2 separate regions of the Homo sapiens genome follow, and region 2 is linked to region 1. A link is a loop called in an ENCODE intact Hi-C map of the cell type or tissue named here. Cell type or tissue: Caco-2. All regions are shown on one strand.

Region 1 (8,000 bases):
TAAGGTCTTGCTACTCAAAGTGTGGTCCCAGGACCAGAAACATTGTTATCACCTGAGAACTTATTAGAAATGCAGACCCTGAGGTCTATCCAAGAATGACTGCATCAGAATATAATCATTTTAACGAGAAGTCCAGATGAACATCAAACTAGGGGAGCACTGTTTTAAGGACCATGTGCTGATAAATTGTTATCATTGTCATCAATTCATTACACGTGTAATAACAAATACCAAAACAATACTGTGGGTTTTTTTTCTGATTGAGCGTTCTTCCAACCATTAAAGTGAACGGGGGGTAGGAGTACAGGAATATGTAGATGACACCCAAGTCACAGAAATATATTTATGCAAGTAGCTCCTTAGGTAACAAGACAAACTAATTAAAACCCTTTCAACTTTCTTGCAGTTATTTCCTTCTCCAGGGTACACAGTTGCACATTATTAACTATAGCTCTAAGTACTGTACTACTTTTTTTTTTTTTTTTTGAGACAGAATCTTACTCTGTCACCCAGGCTGGAGTGCAGTGGCGGGATCTCAGCTCACTGCAACTTCTGTCTCCTGGCTTCAAGCGATTCTCCTGCTTCAGCCTCCCGAGTAGCTGGGGTTACAGGTGTGTGCCACCACACCTGACTAATTTTTGTATTTTTAGTAGAGACGGGGTTTCACCATGTTGGCCAAGCTGGTCTTGAACTCCTGACCTCAAGTGATCCACCTGCCTCAGCCTCCCAAAGTGCTGGGATTACAGGCATAAGCCACCATGCCTGGCCAATACTGTACTACCCTTATCATCCTAGATACAAGCTGTCTGTATTAAATATATGCTAGGGGTGACAGACAATATTTATAACCCTAGGCTCAAATATTACTCTGTGATACATTATGTCATAGTTTCTGGGCTTCATGCCATCAATTTTGCAAAATATATAGATTCTTTTGCTTTTCCAACAAAGGGGGTGAATTATTAGGAGGTAGGTGAGAGTGTTAAATCTTAAGGGATTAGATTACAAGACACTCCAGTTACCCTGGGATGGCCACTCCAGATAAAGGATTACTTCTGTGTAATGCAGTATGATTGGCTAGCCCTTCCCTCCCCTGCATGGTTGATTTTAATCATAATAGTACCTTTCTTTTTTTTCTGTCTAGCCAGCTGTTAATTTTCTCTGTCAGCCTCCCGCAGACTTTAAACTGACAGACAATGGAAAATCCCAAAGGTCAGATAAAAATATAAATATATTTTCCTTGGCTTCTTAGAGGGGGGCAATTAAACAGGTTCTAGCATTGTTAAAGGACCTTTGTGGTTATTAACTTAAAGAACAGGTTTTTTAAATCAAAGATGCATCCCCAGAAGAGTTAAAGCATGGTAGGAATGGCAGTGGAGCAATTTAAAGTCACTTGTGTCATGCCAAAGTACGCAGGGGCACATGTCCTTAAAAGGGTACAGGAACCATAGAGAAGTCAAGGTTAATAATCATTAACAGAGTTAATATTTTGTTTTCTTTGAGTACAAATATAGTTATAGAATACTGTGAAGAGACTGATCCTAGCTGAACCCATTTATGCCTAGTGTTCCATTATTGGAATGCTAAACATGTGGGAGTTATTTATACCCTACTGCTCAAGGTCATCACCAAGGTCTGATTGCAAAAATTCAAAACATTGCAACCTCAGGCTTAGGTGGGTTAAAAGAAAGTATATAATGGTGCCATTCTAATAATAGCAATGTACTGCTAATAATAATAAAACAGATGCTATCTGTTTCAGGATAAACAACGTTGAAAACTGTTAAAATCTGTTTTAGTACAACAACACTAAAGCATTAAAAACAGAAGAATTAAGTATGTTAAGTATATGTCCTTGAAGTAAGCCATCCCTAGCCCCTCTGGGAAAAAAGGTACAATAGAAATAAATGAATGACTGTATGAATAAACATGAAAAGAAAAAAATGTAAAAGATGGTGAACATTTTTCATTTGTGCCTGGTCTGTACTGTTAAATGAATAACCAGAATGTAATGGTGTTATGTGTGTATATTTTCACCATGTCCCACATTAATTCATACAGGAAATAAACCAATTTATATAAGCTGCAACCTTAGAAATGAAAGGAAGAAGCAGGATCTTCTCTCTCCAACTCTGAATTCTGTGGTTCTATCTCTGCTGACAACCTGTTTTGCTGAGTTAACTCAGTTCACTTCATGTTTATAAACTCAAAAAGTAGTGTGACTAAATTCAGAAAGATCCAGTTGAAGGTAGTCAGGAAACAGATGCCAAATGCTGATGTAACAGAACTTTCTCTTAAGTTTTTCTGGCAGACATTTCTAGATAAAGCTTAAATGAACTGATCAAGTCAATCAAAATTATGGTTCTTCTCCTTTCTTACAATGTCACTAGTTCCCTGCAGGAATCCCTTTAGTTTTTCTCAAACCCTTACAGCAAAATTATGAGTAGCAAACTTTAGTGTGGAGTCAGGAGCATGAATTTTAATTCTGGGACAACAGCCAAAGTATCTGAAAGAACACTTGACCCTGAGTTTATTGTAAAGAAATTTCCCTGGTGGAGGAGTCTTCCACTAATAATGATGATGACTCCTTGTGGAGGGCTGGGGGATTATACCTAAGACCTTATTGTGAAGATTGTGCTTTTCAACTCTTATTTCTGGAGCCAAACCATACTATTTTTGTTTAAAATTATATTTGTCTTCCTGGTAGGAATTAACATATTACATAAATTGGGTTTTAGATATGTTTCTATTTAATGCTACATGAAAACTTTTTGGGCAGATGATCTATGTGATGGTCAAGATTGGACGTACACTATAGATCCCTGTTGGAGAGGTTAGGGAGAAGCCTTTGAGATCGGCGCAAAATTTCTTCCCTTTCTTCAAAATAGATTATGAATTGAGAGAGTACTGCTCTGAAGAGAGATTGAAGGATTATATGTGAAAATATGACTCGGGAGTCTTGAGGATTTCTAATGTCTTGATGACAGACAATAGGATACCATTGACTTTTAAGATGACAAAAGTTGTGAGCCTCTGCAAAGGAGACCGAGAAGTGTTGGAACAGAGCCTGTGGGGAGGTCCTTCAGCTGGTCCTAATGCAGTGCTTAGGGAAGAACTGATGAAAAACTGACGAGATTTACAAAAAAGAAAGAAAGGAAAGAGAGACTGGGAACGGAAGTAAATTCCTAGGGATATACCAGAGAAACAACTACCGGAGATGCCTGTGAGCCAGGCCAAGGGGGATTTTCTTAGAGTAGCGCCAGGCTAACAGAGAAAACTAAGTTTTCTCTCTACTTTTCAATTAGCCTCAACTCTATCAAGAGAATACTACATCAAAAGAAGTGTCTTATGAGAAAAGAGAAGAAAATATCAGACATCCTGCAGTGGGGCTTTGATGGAGAAATGCTCTTTCTTCCCCACTGTTGTTGATTGGTAGTGAAACAGTTTATACCCATCAACAATAAATTGAGAAACCCAGTTGGAGGACTTGGTCTTCTTGAGTAAAGCTATTCCACTTTATAATATAGAAAGCTGAAAACTGGTAGAAATAAAAAGAGACAGCAGCGTAGCAAGATTCTGCAGAAAAGGCAGAGATGCCAGGAAAGGCTCTGTAGCTGGAGATGAAGCAAGAGAAAATGGACAAGGTAAAGAAGGTGAAAAAACCTTCCCTGGCTGTCTGTTGGGGAGACAATAAGAAAAATTTGATTGAAAAGTTTTAAGGCAGGAAGAGTAATCCCTCAGGTGGACATATAACTAATTGAATTTTGCCATGAGTGTAACTGATGTTTTGACCTGAAAGCAGAGGCTCCTAGATCAGAAAGGGAGAACTAATTAACCCAAGGTTAGGACTGATGGAGTCAAGTGGATGGAATAGCCCAGAAATATAAACTCCTTAATAAGGTGAGCATTGGTTACCCCGCTGTTAGTTCTCACTAAATCAAGGAAGGAGACCCAATCGGTCATTAATTTCAGTGATTCACACAGTGTTTGAACCTAAAAGTTTTTCTCAGGGTCATAGATAGTTTTTCACTTTAAATGGTTGTCTAGGCACTATGCTGAAGAGGGTAGTGCCAGAGAAGCAACGGGGCAAGATGCTGGTTTCAAGGGTATAGTCTTTGACAGTCATTTTCTATGGTGATTATCCCAGTGGTGAAATGCTGGAAGTCTTATTTTGGGAGGTTTCAGAGCTTGTACTGTAATACATGAAGAAAGAGAGAGAGAGAGAGTCTTTGTGTGATGTGTGTTTTAATTACAGGAAATACATTTATTTTTTCTAAGAGTACTGAGAGTTTCAGATAACCTCGATATAGAAACAGCTGATGTAGAACTCACTGCAAGAGTCTCTGTTTTACCCCCTGGGATCTGCCTCTGTGGGAGTTGCTCAGTGTAGTGAGCAAGCCTCACACTGTATTGATCAAAGTAACGAGGTGCTGTCATGTTAAATCCGAGCAAGTCCCAGAAAACCTACTTAGTAGGTGTTCTCCTTAGCCACTCTTAAGTTGGGTGATTAAACAATGATTCTTAAAGTAAAAAAAAATGACATATTGCCTTTGATTTAGAAGTTGGAAGAATAACATTTATCCATTGTAGAAGCCTCGTTTAAAATCTTCATTTGTCTTTGTAGCATTATCAGGTATCCAGCAGATGTCACTATTATAGTCTGTGTTCCTTTTTTTGGCTTTACTGAGTAATGTTTATAGGAAGTTGTAATCTGTGAGGCAATGCTTTATCAATGGTCCAGTGACCGTTCCTATTCCTTTGCTGCTGTGTAGAGTACCAAATCAAGTTACCTGCCTGAGTATTTTTGTGAAAGTACTTTTCTCTGTCTATAAGCATAAAATGCAAAATTTTCCTGGCTATATATTTCGTTGTTTCACGTATAGAAAATGTAAGTTTTTAAATAAGTAAATACACCTTAATTTCTTTTTACCATTAATGATACATATGTATTCAACTTTCAATATAAAAATAGAGCTTAGATAATCGGAACCGTTTTTACTCACATTTCTGACACCAAATATGTGGGTTTTTCTCCCCCATACCTGCAAATTATCTGGCACCAGCTGGGTGTCCTACAATTCACTCAATTCTGACCCTCTCCACCTGGAGTTAGCATCAGATCCCACAAGCTAAGGGCTCAGTCCCACAAGACTACTCTGACTCCAGATACCTATACTTCTGTCTCCTATACTTCTGACTGACTGGCTATAAATTGAGAGTCCCCACAATTCCCTCCTCAGGTTGGATAATTTGCTAGAATAGTTTCTAGAACTCAGGAAAACACTTTACTTACCATTACTGTTTTATTATATAGGATACAACTCTGCTGGGCGTGGTGGCTCATGGCTGTAATCCCAGCACTTTGGGAGTCCGAGGCGGGTGGATCACCTGAGGTCAGGAGTTCAAGACCAGCCTGACCAACATGGTGAAATGCCATCTCTACTAAAAATACAAAAATTTAGCTGGGCATGGTGGCAGGTGCCTGTAATCCTAGCTACTCAGGAGGCTGAGGCAGGAGAATCACTTGAACCTGGGTGGCGGAGGTTTTAGTGATCCATGATCACGCCATTGCACTCCAGCCTGGGCAACAAGAGCAAAACTCTGTCTCAAAAGAAAAAAAAAAAAAAAAAAAAAAAGGATACAACTCAAGAATAGTCAAATGGAAAAAATGCATATGGCAAAGTATGTGGGAAGTAACATAGAGCTTCCATTCCCTCTGAGCACACCACTCTCCCAGCACCCATGTGTTCACCAACCTGAAAGCTCTCCGAATCTCATCATTTAGGGGTTTTTACGGAGGTTCCATTATATTCACATGATTGGTTAATCATTGACCATTAGTGATTAACTCAATGTCTAATCCCTCTCTGCTCCCCAGAGATTGGGTTGAGGAGGACCCAAAAGTTCGAACTCTCTAATCACATGATTGGTTCCTCTGGCAACCAGCTCTCCATCCTAAAGCTATCTAGAGGTCCACCAAGAGTCACTTGCTTAGTATAAACTCAGGTATGGTTGAAAGGGGCTTGTTGTAAATAACGAAAGACTCCTAGCATTCCTATCACTCACTTTCAAGGGTTTTAGATGCTTTTGTGCCAGGAACTGGGAGCAAAGAACAAATATAATAGTCCCTCCGTATATGTGAGGGATTAGTTCCGGGAACCCCCAATTCATATACCAAAATCCAAGCATACTCGAGTCCTGCAGTCAGGACATGAAAAGTCAGCCCTCTGTATATGTGGGTTTCACATCTTGTGAATACTGTATTTTTGATCCGTGTTTGGTTGAAAAATATCTATGTATAGGAGGACATGTGCAGTTCCAACCTGTGTTGTTTAAAAGTCAGTTGTTGGTCAGGAGTGGTGGCTCACGCCTGGAATCCCAGCACTTTGGGAGGCTGAGGTGGGCAGATCACCTGAGGTCAGGAGTTTGAGACCAGCCTCAACATGGAGAAACCCCATCTCTACTAAAAATACAAAATTGGCCGGGCGTGGTAGTGCATGTCTGTAATCTCAGCTAATCGGGAGGCTGAGGCAGGAGAATTGCTTGAACCTGGGAGGCAGAGGTTGCAGTGAGCCGAGATCGCGCCATTGCACTCCAGCCTGGGCAACAAGAGCGAAATTCCGTCTCAAAAAAAAAAAAAAAAAAAAAAAAGAGAGAGACCAGTCTGGCCAACAGGGCAAAACTCCGTCTCTACTAAAAAATACCAAAAAGAGCTGAGTGTGGCAGTGCATGTCTGTAATCCCAGCTACTTGGAAGGCTGAGGCAGGAGAATTGCTTGAACCCGGGAGGCAGAGGTTGCAGTGAGCCGAGATTGTGCCACTGTACTCCAGCCAGGGTGACAGAGCAAGACTCTATCTCAAAAAAAAAAAAAAAGGTTAATTATATATATTTCTTGTTATATAAAAATATAATTTAATATACAATTATCACAGATAATTTCTAGTGAGTCTTTCAAAATATTTCCTGACTTCATAACTATATATTCCATCATTTAACTTTAAAATGTTCTAGGAGCCATGAATGAATGTCTTCCCAACTACTTCATAAAAGCGATATTCAAAAGAGGTTAAGGAAACAGCTCCTCTCTTGCTTTGAACAAAAGATCATACCTGAATTTGGGAGCTGGTATTAGTTAGGGTAAAAGGCTGAAAGTGGCTTAAAGAACAAAGAAGATTAGTTATCTCTTAATAACCATTTCCAGATAAGAGGTTCAGGTTGCAGAGCAACTCCGTTTATGCAATTGTTGGTCTAAGGCATCCTCATCAGTGGCATGGTAAGGCTGTGCTGGGAGTTCCAGCCGGCAATAATGAGAAGGAAAGTGTGGAGGAGGCATGCTCATGCCGGTAAGGCCTGGGCCCAGAAGTGACCCACGTCATTCTGCTTGCTTCATTGTTAAAATGTAGTTATATGACGACCTCTAACTGCAAAGAAGTTTGGGAAATTTTGCTGTGTGTCCAGGAAAAGAGGGAGAATGGACTTTGGTAGACAACTAGTAGTTTCCACTACAGGTCTAATGGTTCATTAGTTTGACTGGCAATGACCTTCATATATGGTTCTTGATGTCCTTTTCAGGAGGTGCACTCAGTGTACAGAATTTTGGCTGGGATTTTGAATATTGGGAACATTGAGTTCGCAGCTATTTCCTCTCAACATCAGACTGATAAAAGTGAGGTGCCCAATGCTGAAGCTTTGCAAAATGGTAATTATTTGATATTTGTGGGCTGTGTTGTTGCCAAAGCACGTGCTTCTTTAGGCTCTGTAAAATATAATGCAGCATTTGCTGGTCCTTTTTTTTTTTTTTTTTTATCGAGATGGAGTCTCACTCTGTCATCCAGGCTGGAGTCCAGTGGTGCAATCTCCGCTCACTGCAACCTCTGCCTCCCAGGTTCAAGCAGTTCTTTGCCTCAGCCTCCAGAGTAGCTTGGATTACAGGCGCCTGCCACCACGCCTGGCTAATTTTTGTATTTTTAGTAGAGACGGGGTTTCACCATCTTGGCCAG
Region 2 (8,000 bases), 60 kb after region 1:
ACAAAAAGACAAAATGGAGAAAAATAATTCCGTCAACTGAGAAGAAAAGCCTTTTTCAGAAAAATATGATTCAAGAAGAGGAAAAAGATAAAGGCCTTTTAAGTATGTATAGCTTGGATATCCATTTTAATTAAGCTGATTTTAACAGTAGAGCTCTTTTGTTTTTTAAAAAAACTTTTAAAATCTCTTATTCCAGACTCCAGCCAGGAAAGCCAATATTTTTGGCCTTTGAATTCTACCACAGGTAAGCTCCCAGTGAAATTAATAAGTTTTAACTAAGGTTATAACTTAACCATGGATGCATAAAGTGTCTCAAAGAGACAGTAAACAGTTTCTTTATTTACAAGATTTAGAATCTACCCAAAGATAATTGAGAGAAATAAAAAATTAAGACAGGAAATCAGAAGCCGTCCATAGGGGAAAATAATCAATAAATGGCAAAAAGTTACACAAATAACAAACCAGAAAGGACTGATTTCCTAAGCGAAGAATTGAACCTAGGCTGCCATTGTCAAAAAAACAAAGCCTTAGCTATGGAACTACAACATTAAGCATTTCCTATTGTTCTTCCCAAAAGAGGCCTAGAGTAGCCAATTTTGAGCTTGCAAAGGCTTTAAAGTGCTTAAGATAATTTTTAGGACTAGCTATGACATGAACCACAAAATCCTTGTCCTCTGGATGGCAGAGACTAAAATAAAGTATCCCCACATGGTCACATGGTTAAGATTTTAAGGACATAAAACAACATGAGAAACTTCATCCGGTATTGGTTTCAGGGGCCTGCAGCAAAGTTTGTAACTGACAAGCCTGCCAGGCTGGCTTGAAAAGTAGGGGTTTAGGGGTCCACAGCCCACGTTCTATCCTGTGGCACTGCCGCTCCATTACAGAAAGACAAATTCTTTGCACAAAGTACACCAGATTTGCTGCAGCCTAATAAGACGAGTTTCACAAATCCTTTTTTTCTATTAATCATACCTTTGCAGAAGAGACTAACAGTGATGTTTACCATTTACACACACACACACACACACACACACACACACACACACACACACGAGAGAGAGAGAGAGAAAGAGAGAGCGACCAACTGACCAGAAACCTGGCTGGTAAGAAATTCTTACCCTTTTTGACAGCATACCAGGTACCAGGTTTCTGGGCTCCCTTTCTCTGCAACTTTCAGAAGAACAGAGCAGCTTTTGATGACCCTGCTCACCACACCATAGCTGTGGGGACCAAGCCCCATTACAAAAGAAAATGATCACTTTCTGTTTTATGGAACCATAGGCAAAAGCTTTCTAGTTTTGCAAGATGCTGCCCGATAGTCTGCATGAGGAACTGAATTAACATTTTCCATCCCAGTCTAAGCAAAATACCCGTAACAAAACAGACACTAGTCACCTCATTCCACACCCAGTATTGACCTAACAAGGCTCAAACTTTCTCCCATTGGTCTCTGTCATCTTTGATCCACTTAAGGTGAGGAGGGATGACCTCCAACCAGGAATTCAATGAGTGGTCTCTGGGCAAGACGAAGAGTGGAGAATCACAGAGTCAGGCCTGTTGAGCTTTCATCAGGGCTAACCGAATGCAATTACACTTACAGAGGGTTCTTCAAGTTAGGCCTGCTGGACTTTGGTTAGCAGTTTCTTCAGAGATCCATTCCACGCATACAAACACACACACAACAAAGACAAGATGGACAGAAGGCCTTCCAAATCAAGATCCCTTGCCAAGAATTCCAAGAGTATTCCTTCCAAACTAACCTCCTATTCTCCATCTGAGAAATCTCCCCAGAATCTTCCTGATTGAGGAGAAATCTCTGGAACCAAGACTCTTCTTACTCATTAGGGAGGGCCAGCTGAGACCTTGAAGGAGCCAAACCTATCAGGAGAAGGGAGGAGGTGTTGGCAGCTCCTAGAATACCCACCAAATCAGACACCGATAATGGGGCTACAGCTACAGACACTCCAAGATTGGGCTACAGACAGAGACACACCCTGCAATACGGCTCCAGTTACAGACACCCTGTGGTGGAGCTACAGACAGACATCCTACCATGGGGCTACAGTTATGAAATGTCTCCGCAGGACTATTTCTCTATTGCAATTAAATTCATGCACATTGGGCTGGCAGTGACCTGCCAGTAGAGACAGTGCCCGAGTCAGCCCCTAATCCAAGAGAACTAGGTGGCTGCTTGGGCTGGCCTCTGGATCCATCAAAGGAGAGGGGCTACCGAACCACGGGCAGGTAGCCACAAAGGCAATCCCAGACCAGCCCCCAAATTTGTAACCACCTAACGGGCTCACCTTGCCCACTGCCTAGACAGAGCCAATTGATCAAGACAGGGAAATTGCACTAGAGAAAGAGTAATTCACATAGAGCCAGCTGTGTGGGAGACCAGAGTTTTTTTTATTACTAAAATCAGAGAATTTGGGGATCTGAATTTTTAAGCATAATTCTGTGGGTAGGGGGGACAGTGCATTAGGAGTTCTGATTGGTCAGTTCAGAGATGAAATCATAGGGAGTTGAAACTGTCCTCTTGCACTGAGTCAATTCCTGGGTTGAGGCCACAAGACCAGATGAGCCAGTTTATTGAGCTGGGTGGTGCTAGCTGTTCCATCGAGTGCCGGGTCTGTAAAATACCTCAAGCATTGATCTTAGGTCTTACAATACTGATGTTATCCCCAGGAGCAATTTGGAAAAATTTAGAATCTTGCAGTCTCCAGCTGCATGACTCCTAAACCATGATTTCTAATCTTGTGGCTAATTTGTTAGTCCTGCAAAGGCAGTCTAGTCCCCAGGAAGGAAGGGGGTTTGTTTTGGGAAAGGGCTGTTATTGTCTTTGTTTCAAAGCAAAACTATAAATTCCTCCTAAAGTTAGTTCAGCTTACACCCAGGAATGAAAAAGGACAGGCTGGAGGTTAGAAGCAAGATGGAGTCATCAGATCTCTTTTCACTGTAATAATTGTCTCAGTTATAATTTTTGCAAAGGTGGTTTCAGTGGCAGTATATAATGTTTAAGAAATATGGTTTAGGAATCAAAGTGGGTTCAGATATAGGCATGGCCATCTACTGGCTGTAGGACTCTGGGAATTCTACCTAAAATATGTTAGTCTTAACTTCCTCATATGTGGAATGGGAAGAATAATATTATTTACCTCATAGGTTATTTTGAGAATTTAGTGACATAACATAGGAAGTGTTTAGTACAGTGATTTCAGATAGGAAACACTCAATAGATACTGTATTACTCAAGTTTTGATAACTATTTAAAATTCCATGTGTGGAGCCCATATGTATATAGAAGCTTGCTCAACTGCTGTGGTGTAGGGACTGTAACACAATTTGTAAAACTTACTCGTGACTACTCTGAAGGCTAATCATTCACAAGGAACCAAACAGGATGTTTATCATGTGGGCAGAAAGCACGCTTGCTCAGCTCCAACTGACTTACATTGTTTTGTAAGTCCGTGTTGTAGGAGGAAAGTATACTGGGTTAGACAGACAATGGTTTTGTCCAGAATATGGCTTCTATTGATCATTTTGATATTGGTCTTATAGGGGCCAAGGGAAGACTTCCTCACTCTCTGAAAGTTTGCTGAAAATAAACTGACAAGAGGCAGATTAATATGAGAAAATGCATACAGATGTATTAACGGGAATAGGGGAGAATCACAGAGTGATTACCCACCAGACAAATGGTACACAGATGGTTATATACCCTTCTTAAGGGAGAGGGAGATGGAGAAGTGTGGATATTTTGGTGGGGGGGTGGGGCGGTAAATGATTTTAGGGGAATTTAATGGCCTTGAAGAACATACAATGGCCTGGGACAAAGTCTGTTAGGTCTGCAAAACAAACAGTGGTTTGGGACAAGTCTGTCCAGTTGTGTTGACAGACTGCAGCCCTTCTTCCTGTGATAGGAGTTTAGTTAATGAAAAACTCAGGGAAGGGATCACAGGTAATTGTTTTCTTTGGTGGGTCTAGGCTTTAGGCAGATAAATGAATTTCAGAGAACAGCTTCATCCTGGGCTATGGGAGAGACAGAGGATTAAGAGATGGGGGTTGGGGGTATCAGAGAGACCTTGATTCTTCTTCAGTTCAACATGTCAACATGGGGTATATGAACCCAGTTCAACATGGGGTATATGTTTCTGTACCCCAACAGTTTCATTAGAACTATTTTTCTTACCAATAAATAAAAAGATCTCCTTGCTGAGTTGCATGGTAGCAGAACTCTCCTTCTGCCACTGAACGCACTTTGCATCCTTGATATTTAAAACTACGCTAAAACTAAATCAATCACAGTAATGATGGAAGGAGAACTAATGTTATTTGTTATATGTGCGCAAGGCAGCAGTTTTGACTAACCAATTTTATTAATGAGGAAAACAGAGGCTTTTAAAAGTTAAATACAGTCATCAGTCACTTAATAAAGTGATATATTCTGAGGACTCTGTCATTGGGTGATTTTTGTCGTCGTTCATTCATAGAGTGTGCTTACACAAACCTAGATGGTATAGCTTACTATACACCTAGGCTATAAGCTATCGCCTTTCGCTGTGAGACTACAAACCTGTATAGCATGTTACTGTACTGAATACTGTAGGCAATGTAACACAGTGGTATTTTTGTATCTAAACATAGAAAAGATACAGTAAAAATGTGGTACAAAAGATTAAAAATGGCACACCTGCATAGTGCACTTACCATGAATGGAGCTTACAGGACTGGAAGTCACTCTGGGTGAGTCAGTGAGTGTGTGGCGAGTGAATATGAAGGCCTGAGACATTAGTGTACACTCCTGTAGACTTTATAAATAATGTACACTTAGGCTATACTGAATTTATTTTAAAATGCATTTTATTCAGTAATAAATTAACCTTAGTTTACTTTAACTTTTTTTTATGAACTTAAAAAGGCCTGTAAAACAAAGAATGGTTTGGGACAAGTCTGTCTAAAAGACTTTTTCACTTTTTTTTTTGTAATAACACTTAGCTTAAAACACAAACACATTGTACAACTGTACAAAAATCTTCTTTCTTTATATCTTTATTCTATAAACTTCTATTTAAAAATTTTTTACTTTTATTTTTAAAATTTTTTGTGAAAAACAAAGACACCAACACATACATTAGCCTAGGCCTACACAGGCTCAGGATCATCAATATCACTGTCTTCTACTAATGCCACATCTTGTCCAACTAGAAGGTCTAACACGCATAGTGTCATCATCTCCTATGATAACAATGCCTTCTTTTGGAATACCTCCTAAAGGACCTGCCTGAGGCTGTTCCACGGTTAATGTTTTTTGTTTTGTTTTTAATGTAAGTAGAAGAAGTACACCCTAAAATAATTACTTTTTTGTTTCTTTGAGACAGAGTTTCGCTGTGTTGTCCAGGCTGGAGTGCAGTGCCATGATCGTGGCTCACTACAACCTCTGCCTCCCGGGTTCAAGCAATTATCCTCCCTCAGCCTCCTGAGCAGTTGGGACTACAGGTGCCCACCACTACGCCTGGCTAAGTTTTATATTTAGGTAGAGACAGGGTTTCACTTCGTTGGCCAGGCTGGTCTCGAACTCCTGACCTCAAGTGGTCCACGCACCTTGGCCTCCCAAAGTGCTGGGATTACAGGCATGAGCTATCGCACCTGGCTAAAATAATGATTACAAGTATTGTAAATACGTAAACCAGTAACATAGTTATTTACTATCATTATCCAGTATTATATACTGTACATTATTGTACATGCTCTGCTTCGATATGATTGGCAGCGCAGGTTTGTTTACACCAAATCACCACAAACACATGAGTAATGAAGTGCACTATGACATTATGTCTACAACATTACTAGGCAATGGGATTTTTTCAGCTCCATTATAATCTATGGGACTAATGTAGTATATACAGTTTACCATTGACTGAAATGTCCTACTTCTATGGCACATGAGTGTAACAGGTGCATGGCCACACAGCTAGCAAGAATTTCAACCAGGTTTGTCAATAGCAATCACTCAGCCTAGAAAAGCTTTTCTGGTCTCTTTTTTTATCCTAAGGTAAAGAACATATACTTTGGAGAGGATTTTCTCTTTGTCAAATCCCCACTTTTGGGAAGAATTATTTGCTAGATGATGCCCTAATAGAACCCACTTTCCAGGTTGTTTCTAAAAGCATTTTTGGTTAAAAAATTAAATGATGCTACTACTACTATAATGAAATTAGCTCAGGAAGACAAACTCTTAGGCTACACAACAGCCTTCTCAGCCCTTTTGGTTTGGAGTTTTGGGGCTGGCTTTGGAGCTCCGTGGAAGGCCTGATACAGAGAGAGGTCTAGTTTAAAAGGCTGAGAGAAGCAACTTCTGGTTTGTTCCTTGTCGGAAATTCTTTTAGATCCATTCCAAGTTCAGGAGAACCTTATGAATATGCAAATATACAAGAGATCCCTCACCAACCGAAGACCTTTTTAAATTCTTCAATTAGAAAATACTCCAATAACATATTGTGAATTGGTGGGTTCTTGGTCTTGCTGACTTCAAGAATGAAGCCATGGACCCTCGCGGTGAGTGTTACAGTTCTTAAAGATGGTGTGTCCAGAGTTTGTTTGTTCCTCCCGTCCGGAGTTGTTCATCCCTCCCGGTGGGTTTGTGGTCTTGCTGGCTTCAGGAGTGAAGCTGCAGACCTTTGCAGTGAGTGTTACAGCTCATAAAGGCAGAGTGGACCCAAAGAGTGAGCAGCAGCAAGATTTATTGCGAAGAGTGAAAGAACAAAGCTTCCACAGCGTGGAAAGGGACCCCAGCGGGTTGCCACTGCTGGCTCTGGCAGCCTGCTTTTATTCCCTAATCTGACCCTACCCACATCCTGCGGATTGGTCCATTTTACAGAGAGCTGATTGACCCATTTTACAGAGAGCTGATTGGTCTGTTTTGACAGGGTGCTGATTGGTGGGTTTACAAACCTTGAGCTAGACACAGAGTGCTGATTGGTGCACTTACAATCCTTTAGCCAAACACAAAGTTCTCCAAGTCCCCACTAGATTAGCTAGACACAGAGCACTGATAGGTGCATTTACAAACCTTTAGCTAGACACAAGGTGCTGATTGGTGCATTTACAAACCTTTAACTAGACATAGAAGTTCTCCAAGTCCCCACCCCCACCCAGGAGCCCAGTTGGCTTTGCCTACTGGATCCTGCTGCAGGTGGAGCTGCCCACCAGTCCCGGCGCCACACTCCTGCACTCCTCAGCCCTTGGGCAGTCATGGGACCGGGCGCCATGGAGCAGGGGGTGGTGCCCGTCGAGGAGGCTCAAGGCTCGGGCCGCATGGGAACCCACTGGGGGTGGGGGGGCTTGGGCATGGCGGGCTGCGGGTCCTGAGCCCTGCCCCACGGGGAAGTGGCTGAGGCCTGGCGAGAATTTGAGCGTGGTGTGGGCAGGTGGGGGACCTGGTGCACCTTCCGCAGCTGCTGGCCCAGATACTAAGCCCCTCACTGCCCGTGGCCAGCGGCACTGGCCAGCCGCTTCCAGTGCAGGGCCGACTGAGCCTGCCCCCACCCGGAACTCATGCTGGCTCTCAAGGGACGCGCAGCCCTGGTTCCCAGCCCGTACCTCTCCCTCTTTACCTCCCCGCAAGCAGAAGGAGCCAGCTCCGCCCTCGGCCAGCCCAGAGAGGGGCTCCCACAGTGCAGTGGCGGGCTGAAGGGCTCCTCAAGCGTGGCCAGAGTGGATGCTGAGACAGAGGAGTCGCCGAGAGTAAGCGAGGGCTGCTAGCACGGGCTGCTAGCATGTTGTCACCTCTCAATATCACCTATTCTAGGCCGGGCGTGGTGGCTCACGCCTGTAAACCCAGCACTTTGGGAGGCCGAGGCGGGCGGATCTCAAGGTCAGGGGTTCAAGACCAGCCTGACCAACATGGTGAAACCCTGTCTCTACTAAAAATACCAAAATTAGCCAGGCGTGGTGGTGTGCAGCTGTAATCCCAGCTACTCAGGAGGCTGAGGCAGGAG

What was found. A loop is a pair of places that touch in the nucleus more often than their neighbours do. Peaks named below come from ENCODE experiments on the same cell type or tissue, not always from the same donor. Only the 100,000 strongest peaks of a DNase experiment are listed, where the experiment ranks them.
Region 2: a loop joins it to region 1, with 3 times the contacts of the local background. A loop is called at or near these places in 2 of 110 quality-filtered maps.

The regions. Positions count from the first base shown.
Region 1 is chr2:170,392,616-170,400,615 of GRCh38, forward strand. It overlaps MYO3B (myosin IIIB), which reads left to right. Exons shown (of 35, transcript NM_138995.5): 17 at 7,573-7,699. Among named protein-coding and RNA genes, the nearest start is that of MYO3B-AS1, 46 kb to the left of the region's middle. In Caco-2, a CTCF peak has its summit at 4,624 (motif pointing right); no DNase peak of the experiment used is centred here.
Region 2 is chr2:170,452,399-170,460,398 of GRCh38, forward strand. The region is part of intron 23 of MYO3B (myosin IIIB); the gene reads left to right. Among named protein-coding and RNA genes, the nearest start is that of MYO3B-AS1, 110 kb to the left of the region's middle. In Caco-2, no CTCF peak of the experiment used is centred here; DNase peaks (open chromatin) are centred at 2,583, 3,432 and 3,853.